3 separate regions of the Homo sapiens genome follow, and all the other regions are linked to region 1. A link is a contact called in ENCODE Hi-C or POLR2A ChIA-PET data. All regions are on one chromosome and are shown on one strand. Each heading gives the region's core, a stretch centred on a gene start or an enhancer-like site at or near the end of the contact. The rest is flanking DNA. Distances are from core to core; before and after follow the strand shown.

Evidence for each region. A loop is a pair of places that touch in the nucleus more often than their neighbours do. ChIA-PET counts read pairs that join two places held with the same protein, here RNA polymerase II (POLR2A). Pooled maps may share reads with other maps.
Region 2: a map of endothelial cell of umbilical vein shows a loop between it and region 1 (2.7-fold over the local background). The contact joins the enhancer-like site here to the promoter of ZNF638 in region 1. A Hi-C loop is called at or near these places in 2 of 168 maps with a recorded cell type or tissue (endothelial cell of umbilical vein and mammary epithelial cell) and 9 of 50 pooled maps. POLR2A ChIA-PET finds 5 or more read pairs at or near these places in 5 of 52 experiments (A549, HEK293, K562 and 2 more).
Region 3: a pooled map shows a loop between it and region 1 (3-fold over the local background). The contact joins the promoter of DYSF here to the promoter of ZNF638 in region 1. A Hi-C loop is called at or near these places in 6 of 168 maps with a recorded cell type or tissue (chondrocyte, endothelial cell of umbilical vein, gastrocnemius medialis and 3 more) and 4 of 50 pooled maps. POLR2A ChIA-PET finds 5 or more read pairs at or near these places in 11 of 52 experiments (A549, AG04449, H1 and 6 more).

Annotation. Positions count from the first base shown.
Region 1 is chr2:71,329,166-71,334,061 of GRCh38, reverse strand. ZNF638 (zinc finger protein 638) reads right to left here and starts at 2,280. Exons shown (of 28, transcript NM_014497.5): 1 at 2,187-2,280. RefSeq lists enhancers at 1,314-1,999, 2,000-2,687 and a silencer at 2,271-2,480.
Region 2 is chr2:71,502,151-71,507,046 of GRCh38, reverse strand. DYSF (dysferlin) reads right to left here. Exons shown (of 56, transcript NM_001130987.2): 4 at 3,728-3,833. Among named protein-coding and RNA genes, the nearest start is that of DYSF, 38 kb to the right of the region's middle. RefSeq lists enhancers at 1-494, 3,241-3,740 and a silencer at 1,254-1,548. Within about 2 kb of position 3,029, at least 11 of the 41 ENCODE cell types and tissues checked have a DNase peak (open chromatin) inside an H3K27ac peak, as active enhancers do; they include endothelial cell of umbilical vein, where a contact is called at or near this core.
Region 3 is chr2:71,464,042-71,468,937 of GRCh38, reverse strand. DYSF (dysferlin) reads right to left here and starts at 2,239. Exons shown (of 56, transcript NM_001130987.2): 1 at 2,005-2,239. The coding sequence starts at 2,095.

The sequences.
Region 1 (4,896 bases), core at 1,031-3,530:
AAAAAGTTTATAGAAGCACAAAATATTTTAATGAAAGTTAGATTAGAGGGCCTTTCAACTCCAAAATTCTATTACTCTAAATCCTTTTAAGCCGTTTAATTAGAAGAGAATACCCACAGATTATAATTTTCTATCAAACAATGCTGCCTAAGCACTTCAATTTTGAAATACAAGTAACAGCTAACATTAAGCACCTAGTATGTGCCAAGGAATACGAGCTTTCCATACACTGTCTCACTTAACAGTCACTCACAAAAATCCCAAGCAGGAAGTAATAATGTCACCATTTTAGAGATAAGGAAACAAAAGCTCAAGAAAGACTAAAATAATTTACCAAAGTCTCACACATACTGAGGAAAAGGGAGATGTGAATCCAGATCTTCCGACTGCAAAGCCTATTCTCTTTCCACTAAACTACTTGTCTCATTTTCTTCCACTTACATAAAAACAAAATTTCCGGAGATCACCTACTTAAGAGCACCCAAGAAAAACCCTAAGATAGTCAAGTACAAAGTGATGACTTTTTTAAACTACAGTACCTAAACCTTTTTAACCTAGAGTACCTGCCGTATACACCCTCCAAAACAAAATGCAAAAAAGGATTACAAAACAAATACAACCAATATACAATAAATATGTGACCATAAACACATTATGAAAACTAGTTAATAAAAACGAATAAGATTTTGTGATTTCTTCCAACTGTTATATTTACCCTTTCTTGGTTCCAAGACAAATAAATCCCCAAGGAAGGAATGGCCCAGCATATTTTAATGTATAACATGCTGGGACGCCCTGTAATTATTTAGAAGTACATATTACAGAATATGGAGTACAAAATAAAATATAAAATGCTGTCAAACTTTTTTAAAAGACAGCAACATAAGTCCACTAAGTCTCAAATGTCTAATCATTAACAAAATTTAAAGCTATTTGAATGTCATTTACATGTTTGTTTTTCTCCGAAAACTTCCTTAAATTCACCTTTTTTTGGTCAATCCTTTTCTCCAGGTTATCAATTTTTAATTGTAAATCTGAACCAGCAAGCACAACATCCCTGAAAAAATAATCCTTTACAACAAATGAGGGGAAAAAGCAGAAAATTTTTTGTGCAAAATTCCAGAGCTCGTTGGAAAAAGTACTTGAACATAAATCGCTGGATCCTGGTGACAAGTTTTTCATCGGGACTCCTTTAAACTACTACAATTTCTGGTCCTGGCCCCAAACTTCGCCTAAGGACAAATTTTAAGATTAAGAAAAATTAGCTTCAGGTAGCCTTCACTCTATAGCTCAATCCATGATTTTGTAATACTGAAGTATCCCTCATTAACAATTACCTCAAACAACAAAAGATCTATTTCAAACGTTCTCAAGGATTCCAGTCTGTGATATATACATTCCCCCTTCCTTTAAGAGAACGGGGCCCAAGCTAAGAATCACACAAAAACAATTCACTAACGTTCTGTTTTCACAATTCCTCTGAGAAATTTGGAAATACTGTTAGGTATCACAACCATTTATGAGTCCTCAGTCTCCCACAGAGGTGATATTTTCTTTGGTTTCATACCTGCACTACGCAGCACAGAACACCAGCCCGGAAAAGCCGCTGGATCCTAACATTCCCTCCTTCATCCCGACACCCCCTCCCCAACCCCAAACACAAACACGCTCTTCTCTCCACGCTTCTTGCACAATGTCGCTGGTCAGAGGGCTCGGCTCAAACTCCACCGCCTCTTCGGGCCCGACGGGAACGCTTCCTCCCTGCTCGGCATTCCCTCACCACCGCTTCCTCGGCTGTCAGGCCCAGCGCAGCCTCGGCAGGCCGGGCGCTGCTGGGGAAGGGGCCGCCTCGGCCTCGCCAAAGGGCTCTTCACGATCCTCGGCCCAGTGCAACGGCGTCAGGCAGCTCTTCTCGAGGCAGGGTCCTTCACGAGTACCCGGACGGGCCCTCCCGGGTAGCGAAGTGAATAAACGACGGAGCAGGGCAGCACAGCACAGCTTCCCTTCCCATCCCGGGGGTCCCCCAACCTCCTCCCGCCCCCGCCGTCTGCCCGCCGCCATTTTGTGCGGAGCCGCTGCGACACAGATACAATAGTCGGCCCGGATCTCACAGGAAGGGCTCAGGACCCCCACGATACCGGCCTCCGCCTTCCAACCCCCTACTCCCCACAGGGCAGCGGTCCTACCTATGCCTACCCGACTAACAGCTGGATCCCATCCGCGCCCCACACAGTTTAGCACTCAGCCTCCAGTCTCGACGCCGAAAACGCTACCGCCTCCAAAGAGCTGCACGCATGCGCGCCTCCCAGCTCCTGCGAGCCCTCGTAGGCTCCCGGCGCCTGCGTACCGCTGGCACCGCGCTCGCCCGAAGCCCGAGAAGAGCCGGGCGGAGCGGGCTCCCGGAAGGGGCGCTCCCGCGTGGTGGCGGCGAAGGCGTGCGGCAAAAAAAAAAAAAAACTCCAGCGCCGTCTTCACTCTTTTGCTGGTTCTGTGCCTGTCCTCTCCAAACCGCTCATCCTTTTAAGACCTATATTGTCTCACCTCCTTCATGAAGTCTTCCCTGATCATTTGTGCCTTCAATAATAACATTATATGGCCAGGCGCGGTGGTTCACGCCTGTAATCCCAGCACTTTGGGAGACCGAGGTGGGTGGATCATCTGAGGTCAGGAGTTCGAGACCAGCCCGGCCAACAGGGTGAAACCCCGTTACTAAAAACACAAAAAATAGCCGGTGGCGCGCGCCTGTAGTCCCAGCTACTAGGGGGTGCTGAGGCAGGTGAATTGCTTGAACCCGGGAGGCGGAGGTTGCAGTGAGGGAAGATTGCACCACTGCACTCCAGCCTGGGCAACAGAGTGAGACTCCATCTCAAATAATAATAACAACATTATATTATAACAGGTTATATTCGCGCCTAGCACGTTAATATAATGCTTTGTATGGTCAAGATTTTGCCTGCTTTTATCCTGTCACCTTGCACCTTTTGATCCCTATGGCAATGATGTGTGTCATAGCTACTCAAAACTGTAAAGTAGAATTCAACCAAAGCTATTCAGCTAAAACTTTAACACTCTGAAAATCCTTTTGTCATTTCACAATAAAAAGCCCTATCTGTGTGGTAGATATTTGTAATCTCCATTTTACCCATGGAAAACCTTGGGATGACAGACGTTAAAGAACTGTGTTATGCAATGTTTTATCTTCTCGAGGTGGCTGTACTACACCAATATGAAAACCCAGTCATTGTTCAAAATCTGGTAAAGCTACAAGCCCTGCCGTATGCATACCACACAAATCACACCACCCACCCTGAGTCTCACACATCGGTTTTACCTAGCACTCAAGCAAATGCATTTCTTTTATTCACATTAAAACAAGCATTTGAAAGACTAAAAAGAAAAGTCGTTTTAAAAAGATATCTTATCGGATTTTCATTTCAAACCAAAAATCCTGCTAGGGACAACAAATCAAAAACAACAAAGAAAAAGCCAACAAGCTCCCCCTAAACACCAAATAACCCATGTTAACATTTGATAAGTTTCCTTCCATACATTTCTTTATATTCATACAAACACATTATTTGCATGTAACAGGAAATGTTTTCTTTTTTCACACATTAGCTATTTGCTTTTCTGATTACTGACATTTCTCCAAGTAAACCATATAATCCTTTTTTAAATAATTGTATAATATTCATAGTATAGCTGCCTCAGCAATTATTCAGCCTGTTGTTGAACACTGAAGTTGTTTCCAGTCTTTTTGCTACTGCAAACACTGCTGTATACAAAGACTTACCAAATTATGCTTTAATTTCTAAAGGCTAGAATCATCATAGTGGGAATGCTAGATTAAATGTATATGTGTGTACATACATTTAATTTTAATAGGTGTTGTAGAAAAACTTCCCAAAAAGTTTCTACAAAGTGTCACTTCCACTAAATATGTAAGAAAATAGGCAGGGCAAGGTGGCTCATGCCTGTAATCCCAGCACTTTGGGAGGCTGAGGCAGGTGAATCACAAGGTTAGGAGTTCAAGACCAGCCTGACCAACATGGTGAAACCCAATCTCTACTAAAAATATAAAAATTAGCTGGCTGTGGTGGTGCACGCCTGTAATCCCAGCTACTCGGGAGGCTGAGGCAGGAGAATCACTTGAACCCAGGAGGCAGAGGTTGCAGTGAGCCGAGATCACGCCACTGCACTCCAGCCTGGGTGACAGAGTCAGACTCTGTCTCAAAAAAAAAAAAAAAAAAAAAGAAAATAACCATTTCCCTACAAACTCACTTCTTTCTCAAACCTGAAATACTTTAAATATCATTGGACTTACCTGTTCTTTAAAGTTTGAAATAATTCACCTTTGAAATATCTTGTTTGGTGCTTTTTCTGAGAGTTGTTCTTCTCTAATTTTCTCTTGATACTTTATGATATTTAGTTGGATAAGAATTTCTCTCTCTTCCACAATGAATTTGGTAATTTATATTTTGCTTGAAAAGCATCCATTTCATCTAGATTTTCAAACATTTCCCTAGAGTTAGGCAAAGTAACTTATGAAATTTCTTTCATTTCCTTTATGTGGGCCCCTTATATGGCTTTATTTATTTGCACAGCACTTATCACCTTCTGATATACCAATAATTTATTTATTTGTTTCTTTTCCATCTTCCTCCACTAGAAATGTAAGCTCCCTGAGGTCAGGGATATTTGTCTGTTTTCTTCACTGCTTTATTTCCAATACAGAGAATGATAGTTGGTACGCAGTAGAAAATCAGCAAATATTTCTTGAAAGAATGAATGACTCTGATGGTGTGTATGTGTGTGTGTGCGTGTGTGTGTGTGTGTCACTGTCAAGCATCTTTTCATATCTACTAGCCAGGTGTATTTCTTTCTTTTTTTTTTTAA
Region 2 (4,896 bases), core at 1,780-4,279, 170 kb before region 1:
CAGAGACCACTTAGGCAGCCCCTTCTGGGGTTTCCTGAGCATCCGGTGTTTCTACACCGACAGCTCCACACCAACCTCCTGAAGAACTGGCACCATCCGGGTTGCTCTGGGCCCTTGAATGAGACTTCCAGCACAGGTCTGTCTTCTAGCTGCCCATCAGAGAGCCACAGGGACATCCCTGCAGCTCCAGAGGCTCTGGAGCTCAGGGTCTAGAACAGACCTCAGCACTAGGAGGTGGGCCCCAGGGACCATGGCTTCAGGATCTGATGGTGAATACTGAAGTTCTTTGGCTCTGCTGAGGCTCTTAAGGGAAAGTGGGCGTGTCAGTGGGCCCCACCCAGGACCAGGACCTTGTACCCTCACCATGACATCACAGCTCAACCCCTGTCTCCTTCTCTAGACAAATAGAGCTAAGATTTTCTTCCTGGGGGATATATGTGAGCCCTGTGCTCTCCCGGACTACACAACCTGGGCCTAGAGCTCCCAGTGGGACCTTCCTCAAGGTCCTCCACGTCACGGGTCCCGCGCCTGACAGCCCAGGTCCTCAGTCTCCAACTCAGCAGCACTCCAGGGTTCTCCACGCACAAGGCCATTGTCAGTCAATCGTGTGTCCACCAAACACGCTGCCCTGGAGCAGGGTAACCTCGGTCGCCCTCGTCTGCTGCCTTGGGGCCCACAATCAACGAGATCAGCAGAACTTGAGACTCCTGTCTTGCCCCAGGCTAAGAGGGCTCAGGAAACTGAAGGCGAATGACCTCCTCAGACCCTCCCTGGCTGTGACCCTCCTCCAGGTTATGTGGTCAGGCTCTGGGGTCCTTCGCCCACCCTGCCATGCCCAGCCCATTGTGCGCCACCTACTTCCTCGACCACAGCTCTCCAACACTGAGCTCATCAAAACCAAAACCCAGACCAGCCCACTCTCACCTCCCCTAACACATGTGTCCCGTGTGGACAAGACAGGCCTGATATGTGCGTGGCCCTCACTAACCTCTCCCTCAGACAACCTCCAGAAGCAGGCAGAGGGTAGCTGTGGCCCTGAGCTGATACAGGGTTGGTTGGCAGAAGCTCCAAACCTTTGAAGAAAGCTCAGGGACTCACTGAGCACTGTCCTGCCCGCCTCAGGTCCCCGCTCCCAACACACAGTGCCCTCCTGGCTTCCCTGACCCACACACCACTGGGCTTCGTAGGCTCTTGTCCTCCTTTGTGATCCGATTCTGGCTTTAAGGCCCGGGTGATGCCGACTGAGTTTTCTCCATGTATCCACACCTTCCTGAGTGAGCTCCTCTTAAAATACATCTGAGAGGATGCTGCTTCTTTTCCTCCATGTGTGTCCTAAATCCCCATGGCCTGGAGGTTCCTCCAGGACTGGGGGAGTGTTTTCCCCATCAACCTAGCAGCTGTCAGAGGGTAGATTTGGCACATAGCCAGATCCTCCATGGCACACAGCCCAGCGTGCTATATCTGAAGGGACTTGGGTGAGAACACTGAGCAAAAGGCAAACGGGGTCTGCAGTCAGCCTGCGGCAGGACTCCCGGCCTCCCCCACGCCTCTCAGTCTGCCAGAGTTTCCTAAGGATCCCACTGGCTCTGTGTTCACTCGTATCACCCCATCAGCAGGTTCTTTGGCCCTTAGAGGCAACTGAGAGCTACAATGAAATGGGGGCACCTGGCATGCTCTGCTGATTGGGCTTAGCTCAGAAATGAGGTCTCAGTGAGCGGCCAGCGAGAACCCTCAATGTTGTTGGCTGTCTGTCCCTGCCCAGCACACCCCCAGTTATCCCTGCCTCGCACTACAGTGCAGCCAGCCCAGGTCCCAGGCAGGAAGCCCCAGCCCAAAGGGACATATGACCTGTCTGGGGCTGCACTGTGACCTTAATGCCATCACATGGACTAGAATCTAGTCCTAGACCCTCTGTACAGGTGAGGACTGCCTCCTGGGCAACAGGGAGGAGGCTCCCCAACTCCATTTCCAGCCTGTGCTCAGCTAGTGGGGCTCAACCCAGCAGGGTCCAGCACTCTCTCCCATCCGCCACCTCCTGGATCTCACACACTCTTTTTGGAGACACGGTTGGTGAAGGATTGTAAAGCTCTGCAGACAGCCAGGAATCCCCAGCCAGGGAAGAGAAGGCAGCAGGCTCCCCGCTGGTAAACATGAAGCCCAGACAGTGTGGGAACAAGGAGCAGGAGGAGGCGAAGGGAGGTATGGAGGGGATGGCTCCAGCCTGACACGGCTCATGAATAGGGACCAGCTATGGAAAACTCTGCCTCGGGGCTGGACAGGCCTTTGAGGTTGGAAGGGACCGAAGGGCAGGAAACACCAGAGTCATGGATGCACACAGAGCTGGAGTGGAGAGATGCTGGTGTCCCAGCAAGGAAGTGAGAACCAAGCCTGACCCCAAGGCTTTCTCTCGCCAGCTGCCTTGATACCTATCATCCCTCCATCTGTGTCCCATGCCTTGAGGGTTGGGTCTGAGCCTCCTCAGGACCCCTGAAGGGGTAGTTCCAGAACTCCTTGGGGTCCTCCTTGACCACAGGGAGTGTTAAGAGACAGGAGGCTGAAACGGAGGATGAGAGGGGACTCAGGGTGATGGAGACAGGCTCAGTGAATACTGCTCTAAACCAGAACATTCTGCCAGTGAGCCCTGTGTGGGAAACAGATGGACTTTCCTGGGAAGTGACATCTTCCATCAAGGGAGCAGCCCAGCCATCCCCAGCCTAAGACCCCTTGGGAGCAAAGTCCAGCACCGAGAGGGCAGCAGACTGAGAGTTCAGTGAACCAGGAGTCCATCCACAGCCATTCCACCAGAGGGTCTAGGGGATGAGCTCCTGGTCCAGGCCCCCATGGGAACAGCCACTGACTATGTGACTTCAGTGGTTCCTTTTCTCTAGGTCTCAGCATCCAGTCTCGTTCCATTCAGAGATCTGCCCAGACCGGCTACTTCCTGACTCACCCAGCCAGCCAGGAGCCCCGGCCTCACACACCCGCCACGGGGCAGTACCACTGCCCTGTCTGAGACAAGTCAGGGCCTGAATCCCCCAGGCCTCACAGGGCGGAAGTAGTTCCAATCCATGGTTCCTGGTACATCCTGGAAGGCGGGGCTAACCCACAGGAGAGGTCAGGAATTCTACCAAGAAGAGAGAACCCTACAGGGTATATTTAGCTCACTAAAAATAACAGGCAGAGAGGAGGGCTGGGAATTGTCTGATTGGACTTGGGGGGAGCACTGAGAAGGCCAGGGAGGGGCAGGAAGAACAACGGAGGAAAAGGAAGAGGGTCCTGGTGGGCAGGGGAGAGGGCTCTTTCCCTCCATCCCTCATGCCCTGTGACCCAGATGGTTCAGAGATTCTGAATCTGGAGAAGAGGGCTGGATGGTGAGGGAGGAGGGGAGGTCTGCCAGGGAGACTAGGTGGGCTATAGCCAAGGCTGACCAGGAAGCTGGGGACAGGAGGTGGCCAGACCGGCAGCACCAGACCAAGGGGCAGGCCAAGCTGCTGCGAGCCAAGGCTGACTTGAGCCCTGCAGGTGGGGTCAGGGCTCCCTCTGCCCTTCCCATCTCCCCTAGTCCAGTGCCCCTCCAGACACTGCAAACTCTGGTCAGGGAGGGCCAGGCCTGCTTCAAGGGAGCTGAAGTCAGATGCATGTCTGGGGTCAGAATGGCAAGGCCCAAAGAGGAAGCCACCTGGCAATGCCTTGGACCTTAACCTGGCAGAGGCTGATGGGCACTTACCCCTGTGGGCTGCTTCTTGGTGTCCAGCAGGGGGGCATTGAAGCTGGCGGACAGACTAGGGGTGGCGAGGACCTCTCGGAGTGGGACCTTGGCTTCCCCCAGGAACCTGAGAGGAGAGAGAAGTCAAATGTAGAAAACTAGCCTAAGGCACCCTGGCTCTTCTGCCAGACCCCTCACTGCCACCACTCAGATGAGGCTGGTCTGCCTAGACCACACAGTCACCCAGCACCCCACGAGGGCTCTCCTGCACCCCCACACCCAGTCACCACCATGCACCATCCCTGGAAGGCCTGGCCCCTAGGGAAATACTTGGGCATGGGAAGGGATAAGAGATACCTTTCCTTCTCCAAGGTCCACCTTGACCCCTTCCTGCCCCTCCCCAGAGGCCCAGCCACGCCTCCCCAGAGATGAAGGGTTGTCTTCCCATGAGCCCTTGACAGTCCACCAGGTCAGTATCTCATCACCCCCACACTGCCCCTGAGCCCCAGCAGATCATATGACCCATGTCTACACAGGCCGTCTGTATTGGAATCCCAGGGCTCCGCCGGCAGTGATTGATTGTACATGAAAAGCAAGGAAACCTTCCTGTCTTCAGGGACAGGGAGAAAAGGATATTGGGGCAGGGGAAACAGGCTCCACTCCTGAGAGGCCCTGGGCGGTCCATACCACACGCACCAGAGGCTGCATTTCTGACTGACAGGAGGGGTGGGGCACATGTATGGGCTATTAGGAAAGAGTAGGTCAGCAGCGCGATGGTTGGCACATGCTCCCTTCAAAGAGAGCAGAGGAAGCTATGAAGTGGGCTCACCATATAGTCTGCCCCTCTGTAGAGGCAGCAGGAAACCATGGGCAGTGAGTGGCCTGTGACTGTAGGAACCTGTCGCCTGGTGTCTGTGTGTGACTTCTGCTTGCCTCCCTGAGAAATGGACTTACCCTGAACATTACTGTCAGGGCACAAGGCCATGTTAGGCTGGTGAACAGCCACAGGTGTACTTATTAACTGCTTTTTCCTGATGGATGAACAGCACACCTGTCATCTGGGCTCATCCCTTTTCTGGTCTCTGCAAATATTGATTGGAATATAGATTTTTATGACCCTATCAAATAAAACTGCAACCTCGACCTAACGAGGTGATTTTTAAAACTGACTACTCACACTGAGATACTAC
Region 3 (4,896 bases), core at 990-3,489, 130 kb before region 1:
GGATGGCTAGAGGCTGGGCCAGAAAGCGCACAAACACTAGAGAGCACCTACTTGTGCTCAGCACTGGGACAAACCAATGAACAAATAGGACAGGTCACTGCTCTCAAGGCACCTAAGCATGGAGCTGAGCACAGGCCAGTCAGGGCGAGGGTGCTAGCATCCCTAGCAAGGTGCTGCTGCTTGTCATCCAGAGAGGAGAGACTCTTGAGAGCCAGGGGGATCCAGGGTGTCCTCCTGGAGAAGGTGGCATTGCCCTGGGCTTTGAAATACAAATAGACTTGAAACGGTTGGAGATGTTACATTCTATTGTATGGTATTTCTGTTTTCCGAGGAGATCATCAGTGCAAATAAATAGTAAGGCATTACAAAGAAGGAATACAGAGATCTGGGGGGAGATAGCAGCTGCACGTGTTCGGGGTACTTGGGCGAGGGCAATAGTAAAGAGGGGCCTCAAGGGATTTGGTCATCTTCCCGACTCAAGGGCAATACCCACTCCAAGCGCTGGTAGCTCCCTGCCATGACCACTGACCTGAACACATTTAACTTCCCTGGGTTTCAATTTCCTTATTTGCAGAATGGAGACATTGGTAGCCACCACAGGACTGTTACAGGACAAGGGAAAGAGCTGTGAGCAGACCCAAACGAGTGTTAGAGCATCCAGAGCCCTATGCTAATGTGTGCCCTGCCCAGTGTCCTTAGGGAATTTCTTTTCCAGCCAATGGTGACACCGCAATTTCTGCATAGCAAAGCCTTAGGCAGCATCAGGTGGACACTGGAGAAGGAAAGACTTTGTCTTGAAGTTGCTCTTGCATAGTGAACTCCCAGGCATGTCACCAATCAATGAAAATAGTGAAATTTTCTTAAACGTTTCAAATCACATCTTTCAAAAGAGGAATACATATAACTTGTCCCACAGCAAAGAATAAAAGCTACACATAAATCTCCCTTTGCCAAATCATGTCTTTCATCTATCATTATCTTGGGGGTGCTTGGAGATATGATTCAGATCATGGGTCAGACTGAAAAGAGTTCCCTTGGTGCCTGCACTGAAGGAGGCTTATGAAAACACCAGCTACTCTTCCTTCTTCATTTGACTATCTTTTCTGATACGTAGATTTTTATTATTATTATTATCGATTCCACAAAGCTACAGGGTATGGCTCCTGGCTAAGTGGAAACCCTCTTTCCTCTCCTGATTTATCTTTCTCTGCAGAACTGGGGTCCTGACTCACAGCTATTGTTCCTTCTCTTAATTTTGACAGATCCTTCCTCTTCCCTTTCCCCTCCTGAGACACCCGCTCCAGTGGGAATCTGCCTTGGAGGGGTTGGGGGAGGGGGTTCAGGACGCCTGGTGAGAAGAGGAGTGTGTGTGTGATTTCTCTGCTGCCCCACACAGAAATACCTGTATGTATTCTAAGCACTACATGTAGGGACTTAGCTTCTTGAATTTAGAGAAAATATCCTTGACATTCCTCAAAACTCCTTGTGTCAAGGCCATTTCCATCCTATTCTGTTCCTTTTCCTACTGATTAAGACGGGGCAGATTCAATACAGCCAATGTTGGATAAAGATGGGTGAATGAATGAATGAATGAATGAAAAAAGACACAACTTTCAAAGCACATCATCTACACGCCCCGTTTTTCAGAGGCCCTGATTCCTCTCTACCTTCTGCACCCATCTTCCAACTTACCCTTATCCCCACTACCCAGTAAAAGCTCGGACTTTATTTCCTCTGGGTGTCAGTCTTAGAAAAGTGATAACCGCTGACCTACGGCACTTTCGCTTTTCCAATTTTTCAAAGCCCTGTGGCATTTATTGTGCTCTGCTTATTCCTCATCGCCCCCCTGCAGAAGTCGGGGCTGGGATTTCCGTCCCTGCTGACAAAGGGAGAAACTGTGGCCTGGACTAGGGTTAGCTCCGGAGCAGGGGCTTCAGACCCGCCAGTGAGCGCCGAGAGTCGGGTAGCACCCGAGCATGGGCGCGGCAGCCACGGGGCTCTCACCTCGGAAAGTCAGGCTTGCGACAGGGTCGCTGCGCCGGTCCTTCTTCGCACTGGGGAGGTTGCTGGCCCTCACCAGCAGGCAGCACAGCATGGCTGGGCAGCCCCGGCGGCACACAGGCGCGCAGTCAGGGCGGGAGCGGGAGCACCGGGCCCGAGCACCCACCCAGCAAGCGCCCGGCTCCCAGGCAGCCGCGCCAAGAGAGCTGTCGCCTTCGCTGCTCCTCCGCGGAGAAGTGACCAATGCCTGGGAGAGGCTGCAGGGAGGACACCGGACACCCGCTGGGCGGACCCTCCCCCTCCGGCCCCTACCCAGATCCGCCCTGCCCGCGGCGGGCGGGGAGGGACAGGGGTCAGACGGGCGCCTGTGGGGGTGCTGGTCCCTAGCTCCGCGGGTCCCAGCTCCCGGCCAGGAACGAGGCGCCGCTGACGCGGGCGCGCAGCTCGGCCTCCGAGAGCGCACAAGGCGCCGTGGGGCCTGCTCCGCGGGGGCCTCCGGTGACCAAGGCTCCACACCAGCCAGGGATCCCGGGCCCGGTGCGCACCGGTGCCGACTTGGCAGCCGCCCTGTGCGCTCGACGAAAGGGTGAGAAGGAGGCAGGAGTGCAGGCGGAAGGAGTGGGCAATCAGCGGCGGGGACGAGAGTGTGTCTTCGGGGAAACCAAGTCTGAGTGAGCGCTGAAGGGGGAGTGTGCGGAGCGTGCCGTGCACCCCGAGCCCCCCGCCTCATTGCCTCTCGCCTCTCTCCACCTGCCCCATGATCTGCGCCAGGGAGCCGGTCCTCTCCCGTCCGCAGGCTGTCTAGGTGGCCGTTCTGGTTTGCTGGGACCCCCGGGTCGGGAGAGACTCCGAGGTTCGAGTCCCCACCAACCCTCCTCGGAGCCTTCTCCGCAGCGGTGTCGAGTCACTCATCTCTGGAGGCAGAGATCTGTATTCAAATCATACTGCGTTCCCTGGAGAACTAGGGTCCAGCTGCGGCCCATTCTGTCCCCTGCAAGTCCCCCATCCCCAACAATCTCTACACTCCCTAGTCTCCACAGTGGAAAGCTGTTCAAGGTGTAAGCCATGAACGGTGACAGTCGTTTCGCTTATTATGTCTGGTTCCTTTCCAGCGTATGAACTTCTTGACACAGGGGCCCTGGCTTCGCACTTCTATCCCCCAGCACTCCAGCACCTAGCCCCTGTCAGGGCACTGTCCGTCTTCCCACCGCCCAAGTCCTCACTAACCAACCTGCTCACTCAGCCTAAACGCACTGCTGCGCAAAATCTCAACTCCCTTTCCCCTCTCTTATTTTGAGGGATACAGCATTCTCACAGGGCTAAGCCATAACCCTGGCGAATCCAACTCCGCCTCCTCCACACCTGCCCCCAACCAGTGCTGTGTTGGAGAGTAACACAGCCGGCCTGAGTGGTGCCTTTTGTAGTCATGACCCTTAACTCAAGCGAGCCCTCACTGCTGGGGGCAATCATACTATATGTCTTGTCTCCCTGTCTCCCGGATGCCCCTAGGACACCCCATCGCCCAACCTCACTCTCAGTTTGCTTCCTCTTTACGGAGCAGAGAACTTCTTCAGGTCCCCAGTCTCCTTCTAACGCCCGCCCTCGGCATCTGTGCCCAAATCCTGTGAGTTCTCTCCTGTTCCTACAAATGAATCACCCGTACTCCCCACTGGTAACAACTGGACACTTGGGCATAGACCCCATCCCCTCTCGCCCATTCAGTGGTGAGCCTGCAGTGATTCTCTCACTCTCTTGCCTTACCAAGTTCCCCTGTTTACCGGATCATCCCATCGGCACACAAGCATGATGTTATTGCTCTCAAGAAAGCACACCGTTGACCCCACATCCCCTTCAGCTACTGGTCATTTCTCCCTTTTCACAACAATGCCCTTTGAAGGAGCTCTCCATACTTTCTGTCTCCAATCTCCCTCCTCCATTCTCTCTTGAACCCACCCAGTGACACCTTCAACCCCACCAGGTCACCAAAACTGCAAATCCCCCTCCCACTCTCCTTCAAAATATGTCCAAAATCCCACCATATCTCACCATCTCCATTGTAACTGCCCCCAGTGGAAGCCTGTCATCCCTTGCCTGAGTCATTTAATCGACTCCATGGACTCCCAATGCGTCTCCTGCTCTGCCCTTGTCCCCATGGTCTATCCTCAATTCAATTCTCATGACCTGGTTCTACTCAAAGTCTTCCGTTGGCTCCCATCTCACTCAGTGCAAAACTCAAAGGCCTTACGTGACCTTGAAAGCCCTGGCTGACCTCGCTGACCTCCTCTCCAGCCACTCTCCCCTTACGTGACCTTGAAAGCCCTGGCTGACCTCTCTGACCTCCCCAGGACCCATGCTAGCCTTCCAGCTGTTCCCCAGACAGGCCAGACCAGCGCCTCCCCAGGGTCTCTGTCAGCTGTTCCCTCTGGCTGGCATGTCTTCCTTTCCTTCAGATATCAACTCCAGTGAGACCAACCCGGCCACACAACTGAACACCACAACTTTCCCTCTTTCATCTCCCTTTCAGGCTTCTTCTCTAGCACCAATCACTGTATAGCACATGTGTCTTAATTGTTTTCTGTCTTCCCCATCAGAATGTCTGCTCCAAGGAGCCAGGGGTTTTTGTCTGTTTTGTCCACTGCTGTTTCCTCAGTGCCTGAAACAGCACCTGGTGCAAAGCATGGTCTCCATAAATTCTTTCTAAATGATGGACTGAAAGAATAAACATTCACCCATCACCTCTGACTTGCTGGGAATAAGTCACATCCCTGCCCTCAGGGAGCTTCCAGTCAAGGGGTAGAGACCACAGAGGGTGGCAACCACATCTACAGCTCCCAAGAAGTGGAAGGTCGGTAAAGGACAGAGCTAGGATGAGCATGGGGGTGGGGAAAAGGAAAG